Regions from separate parts of the Homo sapiens genome. Here region 1 is linked to region 2. A link is a loop called in an ENCODE intact Hi-C map of the cell type or tissue named here. Cell type or tissue: PC-9. All regions are shown on one strand. Links, peaks and the distances in the headings refer to the core of each region. The heading gives the core; the rest is flanking DNA.

Region 1 (4,819 bases), core at 1,170-3,669, 120 kb before region 2:
CAAGACTGTTAATTGTTTTGTTCCTGTATAAGAATCAACAAAAGTAAACTCATTGTTTCATCTTATGTTATGTAACTGTCTGCTCTTAAAGAAAAACACAAATTCACACAATCCTTTATACTTTCTATACAATAATTTACATGTATTTTATATATTTACCTTTATATTTATAAACATACACAATATATTTTTCATTTGTTGAGAATTGAGTGCAGTTTTTCATCAGGGGGTCATTTTCTTCTATAATTTTCAAGATAAAAGACATTCTTTTAATGTCAGCCTCATGCCTACATGGCTATGTTTTCTACTATTAAGCAAGCAACCTGGATTTAATTCCCAACCCAGATTGCACACTCCCCAGACTACTTGGTTCAACACCTGTAAAGAAGAAAATTACTTATGTTACATGAAAGCACCTATTTTAGTTTTAAGGAGAGGTGCTAGTTTCCAATAAAGGAATAGAGTGTATTTTTCTTTGTTTTCTGTTGGAAATGTAGTAGTTGTGGCCTTTCAGCAGAATATGTCAAGCCACCCCACAAAGAGTTCCTTTCCCAGTGTATTTATTGCTGCGTGCACCACCACATGTTTTTCGCATAAAGAAAAGAAAAATGCAGGTATTAGAGATTCTAATTATATGTTTCTACAAGCTGAATTAACACGGAAATGTCAAATTGCTTGGGGGAGCATTTAACCCTGTACCTCTAGAGCATTCCAAAGTATTTGTGTTTCTGTACACTTAGACTCTTAAAAGCTATTTGACCGTTTTCCCAGGGTATCTGCACCTAAGAGACTAACTAGCTTTATACTGACACAGTGACAACTATTAGATAGAACTTACTTCAGGTTTTTCTTGTTGTCGTTGTCGGGGGATTGTAACTTTTTATTCCACTCCAAATCTGAAGGTTTAAGATAGAGGAATATAAACTTTCAGTAGGTCAGTGTATTAGCAGATGTTTATATTGTCTGTGTGTTTGTGTATCTGTGTGTGGGTATATGTTTATGAGACAGAGGGAGAGAAAATCCAGCTAACTGTATCTTAGAAACATCAATGGAGAGGTAGAGAGATAGCATTCTTCTCCCACCCTGTAATACTTGATTTCTGGACTAGGAAAAAAATTGGTAGCGGTCCACTTGGGATTTTTTATAATATTGCAAAATGGCTATGATTATTAATTTATGTTTTAACAAATAACCACATTAAGGGATAAAGTAGAAAGCACAGTCATTGGAGCATAAACTTGAACAGGAATAATAAGACATTTTATTGTCAGCAGGGATTTATCTCTCAGGGATGCTAGAATGCTGGGTTTCCTTTGCTTACCATGAATTATTGATTCTATGTCCTGTTACTTCCATTATGGTGTTTCCAAAATATCAGCCTAACCAGTCTTTTGTATTAAACCTATTTCAAAAATAATAGACTACTAATATAATTGCATCAGTTTCTTAAAATATTGACATTTGGGTATAATTATATATATATATATTCATATTCTAGTATTATAGAAAAATAACTGAAAAAATGCAGTGGCCTCAAATATATTAACTATCTACATTTCAAAATCTGTGTAAACATTTTATTGAAAAATTTTTAGGCTTTTCCTTACGTATGTTGAGAAATTTTTTGGCATTTTTTATTTTCTCCTGGCAACATGAAACAGCTGGGTTTAAACAACAGTTTAGATTCAGGTTTGTTTTCTTTCTTTTTTCTTTCAAGAAGAGGTCATGGACCACCTGTAAACTGTATCTTGATGGATTAAATAAAACTTGTAAAATTGAATCCTGGTAATAAAGTAGATTCTATAAAATAGACACCTTGTATCTCTCTCCATTATTCCATTCTTTTGTGGTTCTTCCTTGATTCAAATGTGCACTTATTTTAACATATGTAATTTCTACAAATTCTACAACACTTCTTGCTTTCTTTCCTAAGACACCTATAGTGACTTTTCTTATTGTGCTGGGCAAACTTTGAACTCCTAGATGCCATTTATGACAGCTCAAAATGAATGCCTTGATAAGGCTACAAAGCAAAGTGGTGGTTTGAAAAGCCTATTGATGAAAGGTTGGCAGGGAGGCTGTGCTAACCACATACAAGGATCATGCATGAGGCTACAGGAGGTCACAGGTTTTTAAGGAGCATGGATCAAGCAGGGTCAGATTGGTTACAGCCAATTGCACAGCACATTCTTCTCCATTCATCCCCAGCTGCATCTCTAATTATGACCTACACAATCAGCGATGAAGCATTAAAAAGTGGAACTGTATTGTTCCATGGTGAGTGCTTAGCAAAAAAGCTGGAATTTGATACTTAGTCACAGTTTGCAAACAATGTGGTTGAACCACCTGAGGGGTCACATTTTTACATTCTGAGGCAATTTATTAGTAATGGTACATGTCAGTCAAAAATCCCCCTAAAGCTCTTTCATTACTAGCCATGACTTTGATACAGAAATGGTTCAAAGTAATAGGCAAATAAAACAAGAGCTAGATCATTTACAAAGAAGGATCACCACATTCCCTTTATCCTTTCCTGATGAGCAATCTTTGTAGTTGAGCTCTAAGTGGTATAAAGATTATACTGGATGGGTTATTTTGAAAGCAAGCCTTTTTATTTGTCAATGAGGGATTGTTAAAGCTTCTAAACTATTTCCATGATTTCTTCCATTTTAACTGAAAATATAAACAGAAGCAAACACTATGGTTGAGTCACTGCAACGACACTTCTCCCAGCTATAGTTTTTTAGATAGGAATGACTCAAGTTTACAAAGCTGGTATAAATTTGGAAAGAGTCCTGCATAAAGATGTTTCACAACTTCCTTCCAAAACACACACACACATACACACACACTCACACACACACATTCATACACAAATTTCTTTTTCAAGACAAATTTAAGGAATTCAACAAAAATTACTTTTCTATTTTTGGAAGGAAATACCACCTTTCATCAACAAATGCAACATTTTAGTAGTTTTAATTTTTCTATACATGCTTCTGGAATGATTACTATTATACATTTCTTTCTTCATCTACTGACTTCTATGTAGGAACTTACCCTTCATAACTGATGCAGTTATGACATCACAGGATGTATTATATGTGTAGAATAATGGTTCTATTGCCATAGCCTCTCTAAGTGAAGGTTTTTTAACAATGAAAGTCACATTCTTAAAGATTTTATAGGGTCCATTTTAAATCAATAACCAAAAAGTTAAAATAAGAAGTAGAATATACTGTAGAAAGCAGGCCGAGTGTGGTGCCTCATACCTGTAATCTCAGCACTTTAGGAGGCTGAGTCAGGAGGATTGCTTGAGCCCAGAAGTTTGAGACCAGCCGAGGAAACATGGCAAAACCCTGTCTCTACAAAAAACACAAAAGTTAGCTAGGTGTGATGGCATGTGCCTGTAGTCCCAGCTACTCAGGGGGCTGAAGTGGGAAGACCACCTGATTCTGGGAAATCGAGGCTGTGGTGAGCTGTGATCATGCCATTGCACGCTAGCCTGGGTGACAGGGTGTCAGAGTGAGACCCTGTGTCCAAAACAAACAAACAAACAAAAAAACACAAAACTTAGTAGTAGTAGTAGAAGTAAAAATCAATCAATTGAAATTGCGTATGTAGAGAGAAAAAACTTGAAAGCAGTCTAGACTTTATTCTATTTCTTTGTTTTATACTAGTCATTTTTAAAAAAGAAACAATAAATAATGGGATGTGTAGGAAAAATATAACGTAGTGAAAATAACTAAGATTTACAAATCATTTTTACATGCCAGGACATATAATCTGCAATTTAGATGTAGTATCTCAATTAATCCTCAAAGCAGTCCTATGCATCATTTGCCTCTCTAAAGCCTTATGAAGTATGTATTATTATTCCAAATTTAGAAGACAGAAAAATTAGATTCAAGGTCACATATACTGCTTCACCGTAAATTTCTGATTACTCTATTAACTGATACTTTATTAATCTTATAATAATATTTGTGGCTTAACCCCGCACCAACTTGAGCAATTTGATTCCAGTTTAAAAAGTAAATTATATATTTGTTTTCTTGTTTTATATTAAAAATAGTTTTCTAATCAATGTTCACCATTTTTGTTTGAAATCTGGAAGCTATGCACCTGTGTATGAACATCTATGCATATATCTTTTGATCCCACTCTTAAACTCCCCTAACCATTTCCATTGCCCATAAACATTAACATTTTAGAGTGAAAAATTTGGTTGTGTAAACATTAATGTAATAATTAACTCAACAAAAGTAATCAGCACATGATAAATAATTGGCTAAAAGTAAAAAAAAAAAAAAAACAGTATTGTTATGTAGCCTCAAAGCAACACCCCACAAATGGCTTGATAAATACGTGCAATGAAATGAAACTTTACAATGGAAATTCTCACAGAAATCACCTTCACCAACAGGCTGAATTTGGCATCTTCTAAGAAGACACAAATGGTCATTATGTGATTCTAGTATAATAGGAAGTACACAACATCACGTGTAGTATTCTTGTCAAAGTTGTTTAACCTTAGTGTAATCATGAATAAACGTTCAAAAACACTCAGATGGTGGGACATTCTATCAGAAAATTTGGCTCTATTATTAAAAGAAAAAATGTCAATATCATGAAAAACAAAAAAAAGGCGAAATGAACAAAGTGTAATTTCACATTAAACTAAAAAGACAGGTAACCAATTAAAATGCAGAATCATTGTTTGAATCCTGGATCAAAATAATCAAATAAATAAACGAATCAGCAAAGAACCATTGAGACAATGGGGAAATTCAAATAAACACTATATGTTAGATAACAT
Region 2 (4,819 bases), core at 1,124-3,623:
TACTGGCATCAGGCAATCAAAAAGATAAAAAATATCAGTGATGTGATAAAGGCTGTAGCTCAGGAACCCATATAAATGTTTTGTTAATTCTACCTTAACACTCAGTAGATGTTAAAGTATTTTGCATTTAATTATCAAGCATTTCTCTTTCCCAGCTAATAATAATAACAATTTAGAAAAAGAGTGAAGTAAATGTGCAATATATTACAACTAAGTTTTATAACAGAGAGTTATTTCTAGTATTAGATGTCTGATCATTACTTTTTAAAATCAACTTTGTATACCGCAATGAAAAGAATTTTGAAACTAAATGTAGCTCAAAGAATACCTCTTTCTTGGTTTTGCTCCATTGATCATAGTTTCCTTATTAAGCATAGGAAGTTGTGCTTGGAGTTGCCTTAAATTGTGTCATGTCAATCAAATTGAGTTTAGGAGGAAAATGTTTTGAAATACTAAAATAAATGGAAATAAAACCTTAAAGAGTCTCCTCTTCATGCACTGCGTGTTATCCTCCTGATAATACCACAGAGCTTATGTCAAACTCTGCGGACCTGCTCCAGAGGTACGTCTAGCCCACAGTGTGTGAGCAGTGAAGTTTGGGCACTCTTAGAGTTTGAACAGATAAACTTCGGAAGTTCAGTGAATCATTTCAGCCAACGTGGAAATGTCAGTAGCTGAAATCTTAGTAAAAACAATAAGTAGTCTGAAATACTAAACTCACATGAAAATTTGTTTTCACTTTAAACATATTTTTTGGCTTTTTGTACATCGAATACAGGTCATATCTGTTGCCTATATACTTGTAGATTAAAAAAAAAAACAACGATGTCAGCACTGCAAACTATAATTGTGATCAACATATATGATGGGTATAGTTGCTTTTTCTTTTTGAAAGCAGACACTGTTTATTCCAGGTTACAAAAATAATCACAGCAAACACCTTAGTTCATCCTTCTAAGGCTTTTGATCTGGTCTTCCCTGTTGTCAGCATCTCCGCCTTCTACAAAATGAGTGGTCTTTTTCTTTATTGAACATCCTGGAGAGGATGATTTGAAGGGCCACAGGGAGTTATCTGTTTCTTTGAAGCATTTTCTAACAGTACAGATCTCATGAATGAGGTACTACATGCTGATGATGTCATATTTACCAAGAGATCGACCAAAGTGTTAACTGTCAAGGCAATTCACTTCTTACTGATTTTGCCATAATCATGCTTATAGATTAGTTCATTTACTGACTTCAGGTTCGGGTACTCCCATGCAAAATAGGGTTCTACAATTCTCAGCATGTTAATTGAAGCCTCGTTGAGGTTAAAAATTTCCTTTCAAGACCTGATGAAGGCAAAGAAGCTGGAATACCTTTTGGACCTTTGTACTCATACCGTTAATACTTCTGATCCTGATGACAAATGTCAATTTGGGTTCAGCAGGTACATAGAAGTTGTCAGTTTTTCTTGCCATCCTATCCAATCAAATATCAGTTCTATACATTTGCCTATATTCTTTGGAACAGTGCTTCACTTTTTCATAAGTTTCCTCCTTGCCTTCAGAAGCATCTTTTGGGTTAAACTTTTTTCTCAGGCATTTGATCTTCAGGACTGCAAAATTCCTTCACTTTTTCTTAAGAGTTTCTGGCACAGCAGGAACCTTCTTCTTCCCTTTGATATCCTTCTTGATTCCAGCCAGAAAGGAGTGGTTGCTTTTTCCCTTTAAGAAGTTGTCATTTTTTCAAAGCATTGAATTAAGTATTTCCATGGTGGTAAGAAATACAGAGAGGGCCTGAAAATTCACTGACAAGGCAAAAAGTTGACAGTTGTTTGTGGGCAAGCATCTTTTTCTTAAATAAAAAGTGTGAGTTAAAGAAATGAGCAAAAGATGTAGGTGAGCCAGATGGATACAACTTTCATTTTATGTTTTTCTCACACCTGTATAAAACATTGTTCTAGTTCAAGGTATTGGTGTGAATATTCAAGTCCCAATCAAGCCACCCCAGAATGTTAAGATTAATAATGCATGTCAAATAAGAACAGCAAACATTATGGATCCAGGTGTAAATGTTATTTGTCTTGTTTCTAGCTTTCCTGAGTATTTTTTTCTTTCTCTGCCAATTAACTTTTTTTTTTTTTTACAGGAAGTAATCTTTTATTCCATTGGTGAGATGTGTTTCTAATCTTTCACTCCATGCAGAATAGCACCATTAAGGAAACTTAACTTTCTTTTCTTTTTTTGAGATATAGATTTTTTTTTAAGCCACAGGTTTAATGTGCTGCCCTTGACCTGAGAAGAAAATCTTGGATTTGTCTTTAGAGGAGGGATTTTGCTATGCCCCAGGGTGTTTATGACCAAAGCACATATTTGCTTCCTTCGTCACTGCTGTGAGGTTATCATGTGCAACTGGGTTAAACAAATAAAAAATACATTCCTATCACACACACACCTCTGAGTCCAGATAAAACAAAAGAACAGGACCATAAATGTCATCATTAGCTTGATTTCATGTATATGTACATATATTAAATGTGTGTTTGGTATGTACATATTTGACAATGAGTCGAAAAATATTCTACTATCATCTTTAATAACTCTTATGTAAGCAAAATGTGGCATGAAGTGATGTGATCCAGAACTCTGAGTAATCCCAGCCACAGTTTACTAGGATTTTCAGTAGTTATTGAGGCCTATGAATGTGTGTAGCTTTTCTTTAAGTCCTTCTGAAAACAGGTCTGTCCTTGAGGTGTCAGATTAACACTCCACTCAGAAGACAAATTGTTTGTGGGCACACTGGACATATGAGAGCCATTAGAGAGTGTGCTCTGCATTCTTGAAAAATGAAAAATTCTAGGCAACATTACATCTTATAAATGCAAGATGTTTATTATTACAGTACCAGCAATAAATGTTTAGAAACTGGAGAGGGCTCACAATGGTCCTGACTAGGAACATATGCCTATCAAGTTCATTGGAAGCGGAGCCATTGCTTTTTGGCATTAAGCAAAGGGTCTGGAAGCTATTATGCATTTAGGCTTCTATGAGTATTTAATTATATCAATAGGAGAACACAATTTCTGTTGTGTGTATAGTGCTGAATGTCTCCATTTATTCATGTTACTGTGCGTGATAGATGAGTTTAAACCAGATGCTGTAACTTTCTTGCTATTTGGCCAAATTATTTAAATCATATTCTTTGAAAATTCAGAAAATACCCTCCTGAACATCATTAAGGAAACTTCACCCATGGAATCTGTTTACAGACTTTTCTAAGGACGCTATACAAATTAACACACACACACACACACACACACACACACAACTGTGTATAAACATTTCCACCCCTTGATGTAAACTAATATATACTACTATATTGATCTTACCCTTATGCACTTTTCCAGGTCTGTCTTTTCTACCTTTCAATGATGCTTGCTTGAATATGTGATTACTACTGTTTATTTTATATTTGCCCCTGCACACTCAGACATTACCTAATGATGCAATCCAAAGTTTTTTGTCTGGTAGCTTTCTTTTTATATGACTGCAGTTAAGATATGGGCTCTGGTCCTCTTCTACTGTTTTTGATAAAGGTGATTTTACATTTAGAGTATAACATCTTTTAAAGAAACCCATTCCTATTTTGAATAAAATAAATACATTTTATATGTAAACTAACACTTTGCCTAGCACCTAGAATAATCAATAACTTACACATAGTAAGGACACAAAAAATATATATCAATTGAACGACTGATGAATGAGCTTATGAAAGCCTCCAAACAAAAGAAAAAACAATAAATATACAAGTATTTCCTAAGTAGTCGTTTTCTACCATAAAGTATTTCTTTTATTTTTATTTTTTAAATGGACAGATACAATGTCATGCATTTACCATATACAACATGATGTTTTCCATGTATAAATCCATAGGAGGTAATGCATTTGTTAATTAGCTATATTGAACCATTACTATGTAATTCTGATTTAAGTAAGGTTTTTGTTCTTGAATTGTTCTGTTGGCCTATTGGCTTGGGAGGAACCATTGTTGGGATTTGGAATTTATAATTCCATTTAAGTTTATACTTTATTCAAGCTTCTGGATCATTACTACCCGATAGGTAATGCTGGTCATTATTTTTTAGGCATGTGCTGTGCCCACATATTTCTTATCTTTTTTGTGGCTTCAGATACATGATCTATTTGTTCCATTTGCAGTTCTTTATTACTGCATGACAGACTCCATGACAGAGAGTATCTTGGGAGACTGAAAACAACAAGCTCTGAAGTCAGATTTAGCAATAGCAATAAGTTGCCTCATTTCTAAAATAAGAATAATTGTATTACTTGGGTAATTACTTTGAAAAATATAGAAATAATGAATATAAAGGAGCTACCAACATAAATATTATAAATTAGACTCCTTCATTAGGTAAGCTACCAGTAATATCTCCTAGAAAACAATCATCACCAATCGTCTTTGGGCTCTGAATGGGTATAATTTTGTCATGGTGCACACAATATTACTTATCCTTGGTAACTGGTTAAAAAAAAAGTGAGTCCAAATAATTTTAAATAGCAAAATAGTTACTAAAACTGAAATTCAATAAAAAGTAAATGTGAAAAGGATAAATCAATATAAAAACATCATATTTGCGTTTTCATTCTTGTTTTTTCCTCTTCCAATGCATTAGATGAAAGTTAAAATTCTGAATCTAGTATAACAGCATCAATGACAAATTTAAACGTGCAAGTCAGAGGCAGTTGAGGGAGTCAAAAAAGTTAAATAAGACTAACAAAAAAAGGAAATCTTAAAAAAGTTAAATGGTAAGACA

Evidence for each region. Peaks named below come from ENCODE experiments on the same cell type or tissue, not always from the same donor. Only the 100,000 strongest peaks of a DNase experiment are listed, where the experiment ranks them.
Region 1: it touches region 2 in a loop (11-fold over the local background); 2 of 110 quality-filtered maps call a loop at or near these places.

The regions. Positions count from the first base shown.
Region 1 is chr7:84,410,096-84,414,914 of GRCh38, forward strand. It overlaps a transcript of SEMA3A not described here. Among named protein-coding and RNA genes, the nearest start is that of LINC03017, 120 kb to the right of the region's middle. RefSeq lists an enhancer at 526-695. In PC-9, for the core only: no CTCF peak of the experiment used is centred there; DNase peaks (open chromatin) are centred at 2,346 and 2,706; H3K27ac peaks cover 2,139 bases.
Region 2 is chr7:84,527,176-84,531,994 of GRCh38, forward strand. It overlaps the pseudogene RPL7P30. Among named protein-coding and RNA genes, the nearest start is that of LINC03017, 2.9 kb to the right of the region's middle. In PC-9, for the core only: no CTCF peak of the experiment used is centred there; a DNase peak (open chromatin) is centred at 2,446; H3K27ac peaks cover 1,539 bases.